Regions from separate parts of the Homo sapiens genome. Here region 2 is linked to region 1. Evidence: read pairs that join two places in POLR2A ChIA-PET (ENCODE). Cell type or tissue: CD4-positive, alpha-beta T cell. All regions are shown on one strand. Each heading gives the region's core, and the rest is flanking DNA. Links, peaks and the distances in the headings are about the cores only.

The links. Peaks named below come from ENCODE experiments on the same cell type or tissue, not always from the same donor. Only the 100,000 strongest peaks of a DNase experiment are listed, where the experiment ranks them.
Region 2: POLR2A ChIA-PET joins it to region 1 with 7 read pairs; 2 of 35 experiments call an interaction of 5 or more read pairs at or near these places.

The regions. Positions count from the first base shown.
Region 1 is chr22:40,315,669-40,324,011 of GRCh38, reverse strand. TNRC6B (trinucleotide repeat containing adaptor 6B) reads right to left here. Exons shown (of 23, transcript NM_001162501.2): 21 at 8,000-8,070; 22 at 2,783-2,922; 23 at 1-1,158. The coding sequence ends at 771. Among named protein-coding and RNA genes, the nearest start is that of ADSL, 27 kb to the left of the region's middle. In CD4-positive, alpha-beta T cell, for the core only: no CTCF peak of the experiment used is centred there; a DNase peak (open chromatin) is centred at 4,511.
Region 2 is chr22:40,405,423-40,413,765 of GRCh38, reverse strand. It overlaps SGSM3 (small G protein signaling modulator 3), which reads right to left. Exons shown (of 22, transcript NM_015705.6): 8 at 7,922-8,117; 9 at 7,543-7,688; 10 at 7,104-7,328; 11 at 6,695-6,749; 12 at 6,438-6,565; 13 at 6,198-6,353; 14 at 5,923-5,977; 15 at 5,646-5,695; 16 at 5,337-5,489; 17 at 5,069-5,139; 18 at 4,924-4,972; 19 at 4,748-4,833; 20 at 4,394-4,516; 21 at 4,241-4,301; 1 more. The coding sequence ends at 4,007. It overlaps MRTFA (myocardin related transcription factor A), which reads left to right. Exons shown (of 15, transcript NM_020831.6): 15 at 1,859-3,477. The coding sequence ends at 2,376. Among named protein-coding and RNA genes, the nearest start is that of SGSM3, 39 kb to the right of the region's middle. RefSeq lists a silencer at 1,141-1,240. In CD4-positive, alpha-beta T cell, for the core only: no CTCF peak of the experiment used is centred there; no DNase peak of the experiment used is centred there.

The DNA.
Region 1 (8,343 bases), core at 1,724-6,723:
CCTGCAGACTGTCAGCGATGCAGCTTTCTGAGAAGTCAGGGTGGGGCAGGGGAGAAGGGAAGAACACAGGCACACACACAGAGACAGAGAAGGATGCACGCGAATGCACATGAACACACGTGCACACACACACCAGAACGAGCATGCCTGGGCAGTTACATGTGCCAGAACACACTGGTATTTATCAACCAGCCAATCACAAATTTTTTCCTTTTTTTTTTTTTTAGGTTTTTTGTGTTTTTGTTTTTAAAGTGAGGCTCCGTCAAGTCTTCCCTCCCCCCTCCCCCAACAATTCTTTTGAATTTCCCTCCCTCCCAAACATGGTAGACCTAAGGACGGAAACACACCCAGTGCAAACAAAGTTAAAAAGCTATTTTTTTTCAGTATATATGTTTCTTAGCAACAACTTCCATATAACATGAAAAAAGTGAAAAACTAGAAACTAATTTTTTTAATTTTTTTGTGTTTAAATTTAAATGGTATGTGTACTTGCTTCACATTGTCTTTCTAGGTTGGCGTTCATGATTCAAGTATTTCAAGAGTGATATGTTCTCTTTTTGGATTCATATTCCAAACGAAAAAACTGAAGTTATAAGGGAGGCAACTATGTGCTCAGACAGTCTGTCAATGACCCACCTTTTTTTCTCTCCGTTTTCTTTTTTCCTTTTAAAAATGTATTTATTGCAAGTTGAAAAAAAAAACGAAAAGGTCAAGTTAGTGCTGCTGCTGTTCCAAAAAAGGTCACGAGGTCAGAGTTGAAAGTTCTAAGTTCAGATTGAATCCGACCCTCCTCCCAGAAGGTCACCAGGTAGTAAAGGAGCAGGGCTGCCCATCCTATGGGGATCTTCCACCGTTGGGACTCCCCATAAGCTAGAAGAATAGTTTGGGGGCCCCCACAATGAAGCGCCAGCAAGATCGGCCCCGCTGCTGCCACCAGCGCTGCTGCTCCACTGCCCGAGCCCAGTGGACCCACCAAAAAGATTCAGAGCAGGTCCCACGGGATCTGACTGGTTCTGGCCGGTCTCCAGCGACTGCCACCCCGCAGCTGGCGCACTTGGGGTTGCTGCAGGTGTAGGGGGCTGAGCTTGTGCCAGAAAGCGGCTGACTTCATCATCAGTGGCAAACTCAGCAAGGATGGTAGTGTTTCCCAACACACACCTGGAAGAAGGGAGGGAAAGAGAGCTATGGATCTCAGGAAAATCCTAAAGCATACGGAGGGAGCGACTGCAGTCCTTGACATTCAATGTGCAGTCCTTTGACTAGAAGCTGCCATATCCATGAACGCTTTTTAGAATGCAAAGTCCAAGCTCCACCCAAGACCTCTGGGTCCAGAACTTGTATTTCAACCAGACCGCCAGGTAATTAAGAAGTAATGATGTAAACCAACAAGGCATCACCAAAACTCAGGATAACCAAGGACTACTAGAGAATACTATATTCTGATATTTCTTGGTGTATGGAATTTATATATTCTAGACAACTTAGCTATCAAGAAAAACGTGTGTGTCTGTGGGGGGCTAAGAGGGATGACTGAACTGGCAGAGGACTCTGATACTGTAATGGTAGATACCCGTCATTATACATTTGTCCAAAACCATATACTGTACAAGGCCGAGTGAACTCTAATGTAAACTACAGACTTTTGGTGATAAGGAGGGGTTCAGCAATCTTGACAAATGCACCACTCTGGTGGAGGATGTTGATAATAGTGGAGGCTATTCATGTGTGGCAGCAGGAGATATGACAGAAATCTTTGTATCTTCCTCTCGATTTGGCTGTGATCCTAAAACTGCTCTAAAACAAAATAAATAAAGCCTTAGATAAAAAGGAAAGAAAAATATGGTCTCTTTCTTTCCCCATGTGAGTTATGAGGCAAGAGACCATACCCAAAGCATCGAAGCAACCTGGCTTCAGTCCCCGGAAGTGCTGCTCTTTCTCAGGGGCTCCTCGCTGCCTGAGCCCCCTCATCCCTGGCTTGCAGTGTGTCTGGCTTTCTGTCATGGCATCTGCAGCCAAGGGCAGTCAGGTCTTCTCCGTCCACCAGTTTGACAGTGGCAGGGAAGGGGATGGGCAAAGTCTGATCTAGCGCCACCTAATTTAAGCAAAGACCCTGCTACCCCCCAAGACCACAATATTTCATCATCTGCAAAGAGGCTGGAGTAAGCAGCTAGATTCTATTATGAAAAACAATGGCAATTCTATTAGCTGTGTGTTTTTTTTCTTTTTTGAGATGGAATCTTGCTCTGTCACCAGGCTGGAGGGCAGTGGCATGATCTCAGCTCACTGCAACCTCTGCTTCCCAGGTTCAAGCGATTCCCCTGCCTCAACCTTCCCAGTAGCTGGGACTACAGGCATGCGCCCCCACGCCTGGCTGATTTTTTGTGTTTTAGTAGAGACAGGGTTTTACCATGTTGGCCAAGATGGTCTCCATCTCCTGACCTTGTGATCTGCCCGCCTTGGCCTCCCAAAGTGCTGGGATTACAGGCATGGGCCACTGTGCCCGGCCCTAGCTTTATGTTACTTAGAATTTACTCACTACTTCACAAATTATTTACGTTTGGAATTCTGACGACTGGCCTCTGATATATACAGGACAATCCAAGCTTTGGTGGAAAAGACCCGGCACCTCCACACTCTCCACACTCGAGACTTGCAGATGCACGTGTGACGGTGCCATTCTTCGTATATGTTCTGGTGCATCTTTAATTCAGCAGCTGCCAGAATACTCACGGGTGCATCTTCATGCATGTTTGTCTACGTGGGTGTAGGACCGAATACTCACATGTGCAGTGCAGTTTGGGCCTTGGCCGCCTCCTGTTTGGTGCTGTATCGGATCAGGGCAGTGCCCTGGGTTAGATTCAGATGGAATGTCAGCAGTGGGCCATGCTGCATGCAGATCGTTCTCAAGGTTGACCCATCAATCTAAGGAGTAATGACATTCATGAGATAAAGACTGGAGGTGGGGTGGAAAAGGTACATTTTAAGATATTCAAAGCACTGGCTGAGACCTAGTGTGCCCATTTTGCAAATAGTTTCCATAAATGCAGCTCAAAACAAAAGCATATGATTCAGCCTATGGTCTGTTTTAAGAGATAAACAGGTGGGAGTGTTAACTTGTAGAGTCAAAAAAGGACAAAAATGAGATGGTATCCATGTAAGAATGTAAGTTAACATTCTTAGCATCACTGCTCATGTATTCCTCTGTAAAGAGAAAGACACAGACAAGAAAAGCACTACTAAACATCTGATTATTTAAAATGCTGATGGCTGACCTGGTTCATAGCCTATTCTAACACTGTCTTACCCCTACTTTGCCCATCTCAAGGTGAGACTATTTCTGCCTACTTCTCTATGTCCTGTGCTGACATCAGGCATTTTGACCAAAGGCTGTACCCCTCACCCCAGTTAGACTTTCACCACTTAAGATCTTCAGCGATTAGGGACAATTTTCCTAACCTATGAGTTGGATGAACAAACTTATTCACTCTGATTAACTTATTTTGCATCAAGATCTTTTTACTTATTTAGTTTTGAGACAGAGCCTTGCTCTGTTGCCCAGGCTGGAGTGCAGTGGCACAATCTCGACTCACTGCAACCTCCACCTCCCAGGTTCAAGCGATTCTCCTGCCTCAGCATCCTGAGTAGGTGGAATTACAGGCGCACACCACAACTCCCGGCTAATTTTTGTATTTTTAATAGAGACAGGGTTTCACCATGTTGGCCAGGATGGTCTTGATCTCCTGACCTTGTGATCCACTCGCCTCAGCCTCCCAAAGTGCTGGGATTACAGGCATGAGCCACCGCGCCTGTCCCATCAAGATCTTAAATAGGTATTTAAGATCAGTCCACCATTTCAGTTCATTTCTTTGGAAGATAAACAGATTACTATTGAATAGATTAAAAAGCTGTACTACTGGTGGCAGTGGTAGACACCCTGCAGGATGAAAACAGGCAGTTTCTCTGTAGTTCTTTGCAGAAAATGATCACAGAAATGCTCTTAGCATTGTTTTATAAGTAACAATAGATTACACAAGCATGTCAGCATATGCCACAACAGACTTTTTAGGATAGATGCTCTCTAGATAAATTTTAGGTGATGAAAGAAACATTATCCAGATAAAGTAGTCCCCTTTTATCTGAGGGGAACACCTTCCAAGGCCCCCCAGTGGAGGCCTGAAACCACCAATAGTACCGAACTCTAAGTATACTATGTTTTTCCTATACATACATACCTAAGACAAAGTTTAATTTACAAATTAGGCACAGTAAGAGACTAAAATAGAAAAGTTGCCAGGTGCGGTGGCTCACGCCTGTAATCCCAGCACTTTGGAAGACTGAGGTGGGCAGATCACGAGGTCAGGAGATCAAGACCATCCTGGCTAACATGGTGAAACCCATCTCTACTAAAAACACAAAAAAATTAGCCAGGCATTGTGGCTGGCGCCTGTAGTCCCAGCTACTTGGAGGCTGAGACATGAGAACCGCATTAACCCGGGAGGCGGAGCTTGCAGTGAGCGGAGATCGCGCCACTGCACACTCCAGTCTGAGCGACAGAACAAGACTCTGTCTCAAAAAAAAAAAAAAAAAAAGAAAAGAAAAGTTATAACAACATACTGTAAGTTATGTGAATGTGGTCTTTCTCTAAAAACATCTTAATATTTTTTGACTATGGTTTGACCAAGGGTAAGAAATCATGGGTAAGGGGGTGACAATTGTATCAAGATTTGCTTTTTTTTTTTTAAATTCAGAGATGGGGGGGGTCTCACTCTTCTGTCACCCAGGCTGGAGAGCAGGTGACTTGCTCTTATAACCTTTTAAGCTATGATAGAGATTAGTCTGCTTTTAGGAAGCTTTCATTTTAAAATTAGTTCTAACCCAAACACGGCCACCCCCATATTCATTTTATATGGATGTATGTGTATAATTAACATTTTTTTCTTTGAAACAGCGTCTCGCTCTGTTACCCAGGCTGGAGTGCAGTGGTGCGATCTCAGCTCACTGCAGCCTTCACCCCCGGGTTCAAGCGATTCTCCTGCCTCAGCTTCCCGACTGAGGTGGGACTACAGACACCCACCACCATACCCGGCTAATTTTTGTCTTTTTAGTAGAGATGGGGTTTCGCCATGTTGGCCAGGCTGGTCTGGAACTCCTGACCTCAGGTGATCCACCTGCCTCAGCCTCCCAAAAGTGTTGGGATTACAGGCATGAGCCACCACATCTGGCCAGCATTTTTCATAAGATAGAACAAGTGAACAGCCGATTGGCCTGCCCAGGCTTCTTTCAAAACAGTGCATCTCTTACTGCTTCTCTCAATCTCATCATAACATAATCACATTGTGTGACAACTCTTAGAAAATAGGAGGTATACATAGTTTTGAGGATGGTCATACAAGATTCTTCATATTTCAGTCAACTATTTGCTAAAGAAATAACTTGGAACTTAAAAAAAAAATTTTTTTTTCTCTGAGATGAAGTCTCGCTCTGTCTCCCAGGCTGGAGTGCAGTGGCGCAATCTCGGCTCACTCCAAGCTCCGCCTCCCAGATTCATGCCATTCTCCCGCCACAGCCTCCCAAGTAGCTGGGACTACAGGTGCTCACCACCACACCCGGCTAATTTTTTGTATTTTTAGTAAAGATGGGGTTTCACCATGTTAGCCAGGATGGTCTCGATTGCCTGACCTTGTGATCTGCCCGCCTCGGCCTCCCAAAGTGCTGGGATTACAGGTGTGAGCCACCGTGCCCGGCCGTAACTTGGAACTTTGAGCTGAGTTGATTAGATACAGAGATTAAGAGCTGACCCACACTCTCCCTCATGTTAACTGTATTTAGGAAATTGTTTACCTCAATGTGCATCTTGAAATACGAGTCCTGTGATTTACTCCCTACAAATGGGCAAATGTATTTAGGAGATGTATTTCCCCACAGAGAATCATAATATGTGTTAGCGTATTAAAAGGCCTAAGAAGTCTCAAAGTGAAAAAATCTGCTTAGTTTTGTTTAACCAAGTATACATGTCAAACATATTAGGCCAGAGACCTAATCATATCTCATGACAACACTCTGGAAAATGTTGGCTTAATAAAGTGTGCATGAATCCATATATGAATTAAATGCCAGAGAATGCATTTTGTATGTCAAAAACAGGAGGCATAACAGACTCCTTTTAACAAGGTGTTGTAAAGGTTGTGATGGACTCAGTTTTGATGAGCCCATTTAACCTCGTTCAGGTGCTCAACATAATGCTTCTGCAAATACCTCAGTTATCTAGCAACCAAGGTGAAAGGCAGAGTGGCTTGGTGCAAATGAAGCTCCTCCAATAGAAAACCACCTAGCGGATATGGTCTGATGAGAGCAAATTATAGTAATGCCATCTACACGTGAAGAGGATAATAGACGGAGAGTTAAACACACCCATGTAGCTTTTTTTTATTTTTTCAGATGGAGTCTCGCTCTGTCGCCAGGCTGGAGTGCAGTGGTGCAATCTCAGCTCACTGCAACCTCTGCCTCCTAGGTTCAAGTGATTCTCCTGCCTCAGCCTCCCGAGTAGCTGGGACTACAGGCGTGTGCCACTACGCCCAGCTAATTTGTGTATTTTCAGTAAAGACGGGGTTTCACCATGTTGGCCAGGATGGTCTCGACCTCTTGACCTCGTGATCCATCCACCTTGGCCTCCCAAAGTGCTGGGATTACAGGCGTGAGCCACTGCGACTGGCCCCATGTAGCATTTATAAACTATGAAGTCAAATGATCTCTTCCACTGGAGAGATGGATGGTTAATTATTTACAGAGCACAAAAATGGTTAATATGTTTTAAGAGGGAGAAAATACTGAGGTTTTGTAACTAAATGATGCATGAGATCCATATTAAGAAACAAAGAACTTAGTTGAGAAGGGAAGACACTTTCAGGGATAGGAAGTATAGGTTCAGGTCTTCTTGGAGGATTAACACAGAAACAGGTAGCTTTTGGGTGTCCTTAAAATACTCCCTTTTCCACTAGGTTCCAGATACTAACATGCACATTTGTATAGCAAATCGTGTCTACTACACAGAAATCACCAGAAAATACCACCCTACTCTGTTTGTTTTTTTCTCTTTCTCTGCCCCGTAAGATCTGCAGAAACCCACTCTCTAGTGGGTTTTACCTAGTTTTATGAACTAGCTTATAAAACTAACTTTCACTTTTGTAAACTGTATGTGTTATCATCATCTTGAAGGCAGGCATGAAGCCTAGTGGCCAGCATCAACCCTTCTCCAGAAGTAGACTGTGAACCTTGGGTGGGGAGGGGACACCCACTCCTGTAGTCAAGACCTCTTTGCAGTGATCAGGAGATGAACTTTCATATCTGCCAGCCTCCCACATCTATTTCCCTCTCTCTCCTTTTTGAGAAAGGGTCTTGCACTATTGCCCAACCTGGAGTGCAATGCAATGCAATTCTGGGCTCAAGTGATCCTCCCACCTCAGCCTCCTGAGCAGCTGTGTGCCACCATGCCTGGCTAATTTTTAATTTTTTGTAGAAACAGGGTCTCATATTGCTTGGACTGATTTCAGACTCCTGGCTTCAAGCAATCCTCTCGCCTTGGCCTCCCAAGGTGCTGGGATTACAGGTGTGAGAAACCAACCCCCATCTTTACCTCTTTTTTTTTTGTTTTTTTTTTTGAGATGGAGTCTCACTCTGTCGCCCAGGCTGGAGTGCACTAGCGCAATCTTGGCTCACTGCAAGCTCCGCCTCCCGGGTTCACGCCGTTATCCTGCCTCAGCCTCCCGAGTAGCTGGGACTACAGGCGCCCGCCACCATGCTCAGCTAATTTTTTGTATTTTTAGTAGAGACGGGGTTTCACCATGTTAGCCAGGATGGTCTTGATCTCCTGACCTCGTGATGCACCCGCCTCGGCCTCCCAAAGTGCTTGGATTACAGGCATGAGCCACCATGCCCAACCTTTCCCTCTCTCTTAATACAATCAAGTCCTATCTAGAAAACTGCGAGAAAGCATAATTACCTGTGGGGTGAGATTGTGAAGAACCAGCCAGTAACTAGGACGAACTGAGCCACCATCACTCCAGGTAGAGGCTATGAGCAACCAGAAAAATGGTTAGGAAGAGAAATAAAACAAAAACAAGAAAAGCCATGAGGGAGAAAGATTTTCATGTAGCTCACATTTCTTCTCTGCTTTTATAAATTCTCTTTTCCACTGGACTCTGACCTTCTTTTTCTCTTCTACTGGTCCCTGACTCCTATGCACTTTTATGCCTGATTTGCAAGACAGTATTTTCCTCCCAGTGTTCTCACTCTGCCATTTTTACTCATTTTACTCCATCTGTCCCTTTGCCTTATACTGACTGC
Region 2 (8,343 bases), core at 1,863-6,862, 90 kb before region 1:
TTTTTTAAAAATTGTGATAAATCGGCTGGGCGTGGTAGCTCACGCCTGTAATCCCAGCACTTTGGGAGGCTGAGGCAGGCAAATCACGAGGTCAGGAGATCGAGACCATCCTGGCTAACATGGTGAAACCCCGTCTTTACTAAAAAATACAAAAAATTTATCCGGGCATGGTGGCGGGCACCTGTAGTCCCAGCACTTTGGGAGGCCAAGGCAGGCGGATCACGAGGTCAGGAGTTCGAGACCAGCCTGACCAACATGGTGAAAAAATTAGCCAGGCATGGTGGCACGTGCCTGTAATCTCAGGAGGGTGAGGCAGGAGAATTGCTTGAAAACGGGAGGCGGAGGTTGCAGTGAGCCAAGATTGCCCCACTGCACTGCAGCCTGGGCAACAGTGAGACTCAAGTCTCAAAAAAAAAAAAAAAATTGTGGTAAAATACACCTAAAATTTACCTTTTTTTGTTGTTGTTTTTTGATAAAGATGGGGTCTTGCCTTGTTGCCCAGGCTGCTCTCAAACTCCTGGCTTGAAGCCAATCCTCCTGTCCCAGCCTCCCAAGTGCTGGCATGACAGGTGTGAGCCACTGTGCCCAACCCATCATAACCTTTTTTTTTTTTTTTTTTTTTTTTTTTGAGACAGGGTGTCACTCTGTTTCCCAGTGTTGGAGTGCAGTGGTGCAATCTTGGCTCACTGCAACCTCCGCCTCCCGGGTTCAAGCCATTCTCCTACCTCAGCCTCCTGAGTAGCTGGGATTACAGGCGTGCACCACCGTGCCCGGCTAATTTTTGTATTTTTAGTAGAGGTCGGGGTTTCACCATGTTAGCCTGGCTGGTCTCGAACTCCTGACCTCAAGTAATCCACCCCACTTGGCCTCCCAAAGTGCTGGGATTACAGACGTGAGCCACTGCACCCAGCCCATTGTAACTAACCATTTTTAAGTGTATGGTTCAGTGGTATTAAATACATTCATAATGTGTACAGCCATCACTGCCATCCATCTCCCTTTCTTTTGATCTCGTAAAACTGAAACTATCCCCATTAAACAGTAACTTCCCATTTGGCCCTTCCGCCAGCCTGTAGCAACTGCCATTCTACTTTCTGTCTCTATGATTTTGACTAAGTGCAATCATGAATTGTCTTTTGTGACAGGCTGTTGCACTAAGCATAGTATCACTTCCTTCATCCATTGATGGACATAGGTTGCTTCCACATTCTACTGTTGTGAATGCACTTATCAACACCTGTGTACAAATACCTGAGACCCTGCTTCCAATTCTTTTGGGTATATGCCCAGCAGTGGAATTGCTAGATCATATGGTAATTCTATTTTTAAGTAAGTAAGTGTTGGAGGAACCTCCATACTGTTTTTCATAGCAGCTGCACCATTTTGCATTTCTACCACAGGGCACAAGGGCTCCAGTTTCTCTGTATCCTCACCAATACTTTCTTAAAAATTTAATTTTACAGTAGCCACTCCAGTGGGTTTGAGGTGTATCTCACTGTGGTCTCCCTCATGACTAGTGATATTGAGCTCTTTTCATGTGCTGTTGGCCATTTGTATATCATCTTTGGAAAAATGTCTGTTCAAATCTTTCTTTTACCTATTCTTGAGTCAAGTTTGGTTTTTTGTTGTTGAGTTTTAGAAGTTCTCTGTGTATTCCGGATATCACTTCTTTATCAAATATGTGATTTGCAAATATTTTTAAAGAGTTTTATAGTCTTAGCTCTTACATTTAAGTAAGTCTTTGATCCGTTTTATTTTTGTAAATGGTGTGACGTTGGGGGGTCCACCTTCATTCTTTTGCATGTAGATATACAGGCTTGGCTTCTGATATCCATTTACTCTCTTGATTGATTGGCAGAAATTTCAGCAGATTTCAAGGAGCCGCCATCCCTGCCAGGGAAGGAGAAGCCATCCCCGAAGACAGTCTGTGGGTCCCCCCTGGCAGCACAGCCATCACCTTCTGCTGAGCTCCCCCAGGCTGCCCCACCTCCTCCAGGCTCACCCTCCCTCCCTGGACGCCTGGAGGACTTCCTGGAGAGCAGCACGGGGCTGCCCCTGCTGACCAGTGGGCATGACGGGCCAGAGCCCCTTTCCCTCATTGACGACCTCCATAGCCAGATGCTGAGCAGCACTGCCATCCTGGACCACCCCCCGTCACCCATGGACACCTCGGAATTGCACTTTGTTCCTGAGCCCAGCAGCACCATGGGCCTGGACCTGGCTGATGGCCACCTGGACAGCATGGACTGGCTGGAGCTGTCGTCAGGTGGTCCCGTGCTGAGCCTAGCCCCCCTCAGCACCACAGCCCCCAGCCTCTTCTCCACAGACTTCCTCGATGGCCATGATTTGCAGCTGCACTGGGATTCCTGCTTGTAGCTCTCTGGCTCAAGACGGGGTGGGGAAGGGGCTGGGAGCCAGGGTACTCCAATGCGTGGCTCTCCTGCGTGATTCGGCCTCTCCACATGGTTGTGAGTCTTGACAATCACAGCCCCTGCTTTTTCCCTTCCCTGGGAGGCTAGAACAGAGAAGCCCTTACTCCTGGTTCAGTGCCACGCAGGGCAGAGGAGAGCAGCTGTCAAGAAGCAGCCCTGGCTCTCACGCTGGGGTTTTGGACACACGGTCAGGGTCAGGGCCATTTCAGCTTGACCTCCTTTTTTGAGGTCAGGGGGCACTGTCTGTCTGGCTACAATTTGGCTAAGGTAGGTGAAGCCTGGCCAGGCGGGAGGCTTCTCTTCTGACCCAGGGCTGAGACAGGTTAAGGGGTGAATCTCCTTCCTTTCTCTCCCTGCTTTGCTGTGAAGGGAGAAATTAGCCTGGGCCTCTACCCCCTATTCCCTGTGTCTGCCAACCCCAGGATCCCAGGGCTCCCTGCCATTTTAGTGTCTTGGTGTAGTGTAACCATTTAGTGGTTGGTGGCAACAATTTTATGTACAGGTGTATATACCTCTATATTATATATCGACATACATATATATTTTTGGGGGGGGGCGGACAGGAGATGGGTGCAACTCCCTCCCATCCTACTCTCACAGAAGGGCCTGGATGCAAGGTTACCCTTGAGCTGTGTGCCACAGTCTGGTGCCCAGTCTGGCATGCAGCTACCCAGGCCCACCCATCACGTGTGATTGACATGTAGGTACCCTGCCACGGCCTATGCCCCACCTGCCCTGCTTCCTGGCTCCTTATCAGTGCCATGAGGGCAGAGGTGCTACCTGGCCTTCCTGCCAGGAGCTCTCCACCCACTCACATTCCGTCCCCGCCGCCTCACTGCAGCCAGCGTGGCCCTAGGACAGGAGGAGCTTCGGGCCCAGCTTCACCCTGCGGTGGGGCTGAGGGGTGGCCATCTCCTGCCCTGGGGCCACTGGCTTCACATTCTGGGCTGACTCATAGGGGAGTAGGGGTGGAGTCACCAAAACCAGTGCTGGGACAAAGATGGGGAAGGTGTGTGAACTTTTTAAAATAAACACAAAAACACAGGCCTGTTAGTCCATCTTATTCAGTCCATGGAAGGGGTGGGTAGCACAGCTGGGTCCCGGGTCTGTTGTGTCCCAGCATCTGAGGGGCCACGCAGTGCCTTCTAGACCACTCAAGGAAGGGCAGAACCTTGGACCTGAATACAGCTCTGCAGCCCTAGCTGCACAGAAGACAGGTAGGTGCTTTCTCAAAGACAGACACAGTTTATTTATAAACCAAAGAGGCCAGGAGCCTACTAGCCACCCCCATCCCCTTCCCTCTTCCTGAGCACAGACATGGCTCCCCCACCTCCTCACAAGGTTTTTGGTACAAACTGTGGTTTGGCCTAGAGCATCCCTAAGGACCCTGGTGGGGCAGGGTACCCTCTGCTCCCACCACCTGGGATGTGCTGGGGAACGTGGAGTGGGGCAGCCTGATATTGATATCCCGCGGCCCCGGCCAGGGCTCTGGAGCTGCTCTTCCCTGGGCTCTGCAGCTTGGGGTCCTGGGCCACCTCAGACGCAGGCCCGAGGTTGGGCTGGGGAGGAGGGGGTCACCCGTCCACATCCCAGCTGAAGAGGTGGTGCTTCACCAGCATGTCCCGGACGCCCTCCTTCAGGGGCTGCTGCGCCTGCAAACAGGGCAGCCCCTCACCTCACAGGCCTTGGGCATGGCTGGGGTAGTTCCTAACCGCTGACACCAGCACTTCGGGTTCCCACCTTAGCCACCCCGCGAACGGTTTGGGCAGCTCCATCAGTGCAGGCCCTACGAGGCCCACACCACCCACCTCTCTCTTCGCAGGGAGCTCCCAGTCCTGGGAGAGGCTGAAGGCAAAGCAGCAGAGGACTCTAGAGGTGAGGAAGGGGTGGTAAGGCTCTTGTCACCCCCAGCTAGCCCTTCCCACCCCACCTCCATCCCCCAAGCCCAGTAAGGTCCTCACCGGAGCTCACACTTGATCTGGACCCAGCCCGGGCTGCGCAGGAAGGACCAGGGCTGGTACCACTTCTCCACGGTGGGCAGGCTGGAGCAGAGCACCTCCAGCCACAGGTGCAGCACCTGCTCACTGGGGACATGGCCAGGAGTGGGGAGCAGGGGCAGCTCCAGGCCCTTCTGGCTGCAGCCACGGTGGAAGCCTCTGACCTGTCTCTCAGCAGCTCCCAGACCACCCTCTTTGGGGAAGGACCTGAGCCCCTGAGGTTCTTTGTCCTTTAGGGTTCCCTGTAAGGACCCCCCCTGATGCTGGGCTGGGTCCCCCCACTCCAGGGCTCTCCTCCAACCCCTTTTCCACACTCACTTGAGCCCCACGCAGATCAGTGAGCGGAGCTTCACATCCATTTGTGCATGCACTGCATCGTGGGTCACGTTCACAGACTGCACAGCCTGGGAACGGCACCGTCAGCTGTCACTCAGGCTCCCCCACAGGCTAACCCCAGAGAGGTCTCTAGGGTCTGGCAGAGGAGGCCCCCTTACCCGGTAGAGCAGCTCCTCCGGGGTCAGGACTTTGCCATCTTCATCCAACCTGAGGGGACACCAAAGCTCCTGGGGTGCCGGGGCTGGGTCAGGCCCCGCCCTCCCACTGCTGGTGACCCCACCAGAAGAACCCGGGCCGAGTTACCTGAAGGTCTTACAGAGCACCAGACGGGAATACACGGAGGCAAAGTCTCTCTCGACCTCCCGGCCTGCAGCCTGTGGGGACAGCACACGGTGTGAGTGCAGGGACAGGAAGATGCTGGTTCAAAGCCCTTGGGGCCGACTGGGCACCTGTCACCACGCTGCCAGCTCTTCCCATCCTCTCTGTGGGGCAGGAAGGACCTAAGATGGGTACTAGGGGGCACAGCAGGGCTGGTGCAGGGTGGGGGTCATGGGCCCAGCCACTGACTTACCTCCTCGATAAACAGCCAGGGGTGGCAGGCGCCCCCAAGCAGGGATGGCTTCTTCAGTCCATGTTCGAACAGGGCCTTAAGGGCCGGGCAGAGGGTCCCTCGCACGAGGTCTGTGACCCCCTCCGTCACCGAGTCATCCCCCGCGATGGAGTACTGATGGGAGGGATGGGTCTGAGAAAGCCCTGCCTGACGCCTGCAGCCAGTCACCCTCCTCTGTCCTCTCTGCCATGCTACAGGCCAGGACTCGCTAGGCACGCAGGCCCTGGCTAGAAGGGTGCCAGCCGTGCCTAGCCCGCCCACCCCCCTCACCTCTTTGCTGCGCTCATCCAGGACTTCCACGAACTTGGCTGGAAACCAGCCTGTGGGAAAAACAGGCCCTGTAAGGAGCAACCACGAGGGCCGAGGACAGAGCAGACACAGCCTGCAGGCAGGCTGAGGCAGTGGGAAGCCGGCTCAGCTGCTTCAGGGACCTCAAGCCAGGCAGGTGTATAGAGGAGAACAGCTTGGTGGCGGCCAGGGTCACCCAAGTCTTCTGTGCCCACCCCCTCCTCCCTCTCCCAGCTCAAGAGCAGACCAAGGACCCCACCTCGCAGGCCGTTGAGCTCCCCCACCCAGCAGTGCTCGTCCTTCTGAGACACGATCTGCACAGGAGGAAAAACAGCAGGAACCAAAGCTGGGTGCCCTGGGCCAGCGCCTCCTGCACCCCCGATATGACTCCTCAGCAACTAGGCCAGGCCAAGACCCCTACATCTTCACAAGAGAAGCTCTTGGCAGGGAAAGGGGTTGGGGTGGGGCTTGGTGGAGGGAGTCTGGGGAACCCGCCACAGCCTGAGGACCTGGTAGTCCAGCGCCCCCACGCACTGTGATGATGTCGTTCTTGCGGAAGCCCAGCTCGTCGTCGTCGTGCCGCTCAAAGTCCAGCAGGGCCTTGGCTCGGCGCCGGTGGCTGCGTGAGCACGCCACGTAGTTCTCGTGGTCCCGCTGGTGGCTCTCCATGCTATAGTCTGGAGTCAGCTCCTGCCACAGTGAACACAGGCCCACCAAGGGGGTTGGAGGAGTTAGGGCCGTGTTTGGTAGCAGCCCAGGGAGCTGGCGACTCACCACGCTGCAGTTTTTGGGGTCTGTGCACTGGAAGTGGCGTGCCACGCGCAGGATGGCTTCCCGGAGGTCAGCCACCAGTTCCGTCTGCTTGATGTTCTTGGCCTTGAGTGCCTCCAGGTCATCCTCCCCTAGGAGGCCCAGAGAACCATGGTGACCACAGCCCACTCCAGGCCCCCGAGGAGGAAGCTCCACGTCCACATGAGCGTGAGGACAGACTCCCGCATGCCCACACTGCCTGGCACTCGCAGAGCTCTCACCGAAGAGCAGAGCAGTGATGGTGGACTTCCTCCGCTGGGTCCTGCGGCGAACAACCTGCACCAAGAGGAGTGGGTCAGGGTGGTCCTGGCCCCGGGAGGAAGAGAACCCACCAGCCCTTGGCTTATACTGTCTCATCTGAAATAGCCTCTGACGCTGGCTCCAAGAATTGAAAACAGATAATCAGAGCTGGGTCTGCCTTCCTCCCAAACCGTGCCAGGATCAGAACCTGAGGTGCACAAAGCCTGAGGAGGCCTGGATCACCCCACAGCTGTGGTCTGACTGGGCCAGGCTGGGGGGCAGAGCAGGAAGGGCTGGTTTGTTTTCCGCAGCCCCCGCGCTCTGAACTTCAAGGTGACCCCTCCTCCCCGTGTGCTGTGGGTCAAGGTGCGGCCCCCCATCCTGGGCCACCTGAGAGAGGTTGGTGAGGGTGCCGGCCCCCAGGAGCTGGCCCTGGTCTGCAATGAGATAGGCCAGGTGCTTGCGGCGCTGAGTCTCCACGGCCACATCGGTGAGGGAGCCGGCCAGCCGCATGGCCACCCCCAGAAGCAGCTCCGCGTCCTCCATCTGCGACGGGATATCCGATAGCGTGTTGAAGATGGAGGCCGAGTTCTCTGACTGGATCAGCTCTTCCTCCTGGGCCATGCCAGGGCAGGATGGGGGAAGAAGGTTGTCATTGCAGGGACGTGGCACTGAGCTGACCCCAACCCCCATCCTCAGGGACCCGTTTGCCTTGGCACAGTTGTCAGGGGCCAGGGGGCTGGTCTTGCCTGGCCCAGGGAGGTCTCTTGCTCCCCTGCCCCCCATCTCGGGTGCCTACTCCTCAGCCTGAAGTGGGGCCGTGGAGCACCTTGAGGTGCAGCATGCCCAGCGTGAGCTGGAACAGCACCCGGGAGCCCTCGTAGAAAAACAGGTCCCAGATGCGCAGGAGCAGCTTGATGTCCACCACGCTGGCGAAGGCCGTGAGGAACCAGTGCAGTGTGATCAGGGACAGCTCTGTAAACACAGGAGCCAAAGCCGCTGGGGAGGAGGTGGTGGAAACCTCCCTCCCCGGAACTGCAGCAAGGTCCTCCCTGCTTAAGAGCAAAGGAGGGGAGGGGGCAGGGAACACCAGAGAACAAAAGAGCGACAAAGACCATGGTTGGGGGGCTGTGCCCTATCCCCACTCGGCCACCCGCCTGAGTCCTCCAAGCTGCAGAATGGGAGCCAGTGGCTCAGGGGCGCCTTACCAATGTCATGCTCCTGGAGCAGCTTGTCCAGGCGAGGCAGGTACTGGACAATGAGGTGGCGCAGGACCCGCTGGTCAGTCTGGACACCCAGCAGGGTGGTGCTGAAGTAGGAGGCGGGGAGCAGGTCCTCGATGATGGCAGACATCATCCAGAAGGCGTCCTCCTCCTCCAGGAACAGCAGGAGGCAGGCGGCCACCTGGCCAGGGCACAGGGACAAGGGCCTTCTACCCAGGTCTTTGTGCAGATTAGAAAAGGTGCCCCTACCCTAGGGAGACCAATTAGCAAAAGCCTCTTGGGGGGCACGCATGCTGGAACCCAGGCCTTCCCTGGGCTGCTTTCCTTGGCCTGCCTCACTTTCACATCCCTTGGGGAGCGCCTCTGCTTGCATAACGTGCAGCTGCCCCGATCTCCTTGGGGACGCC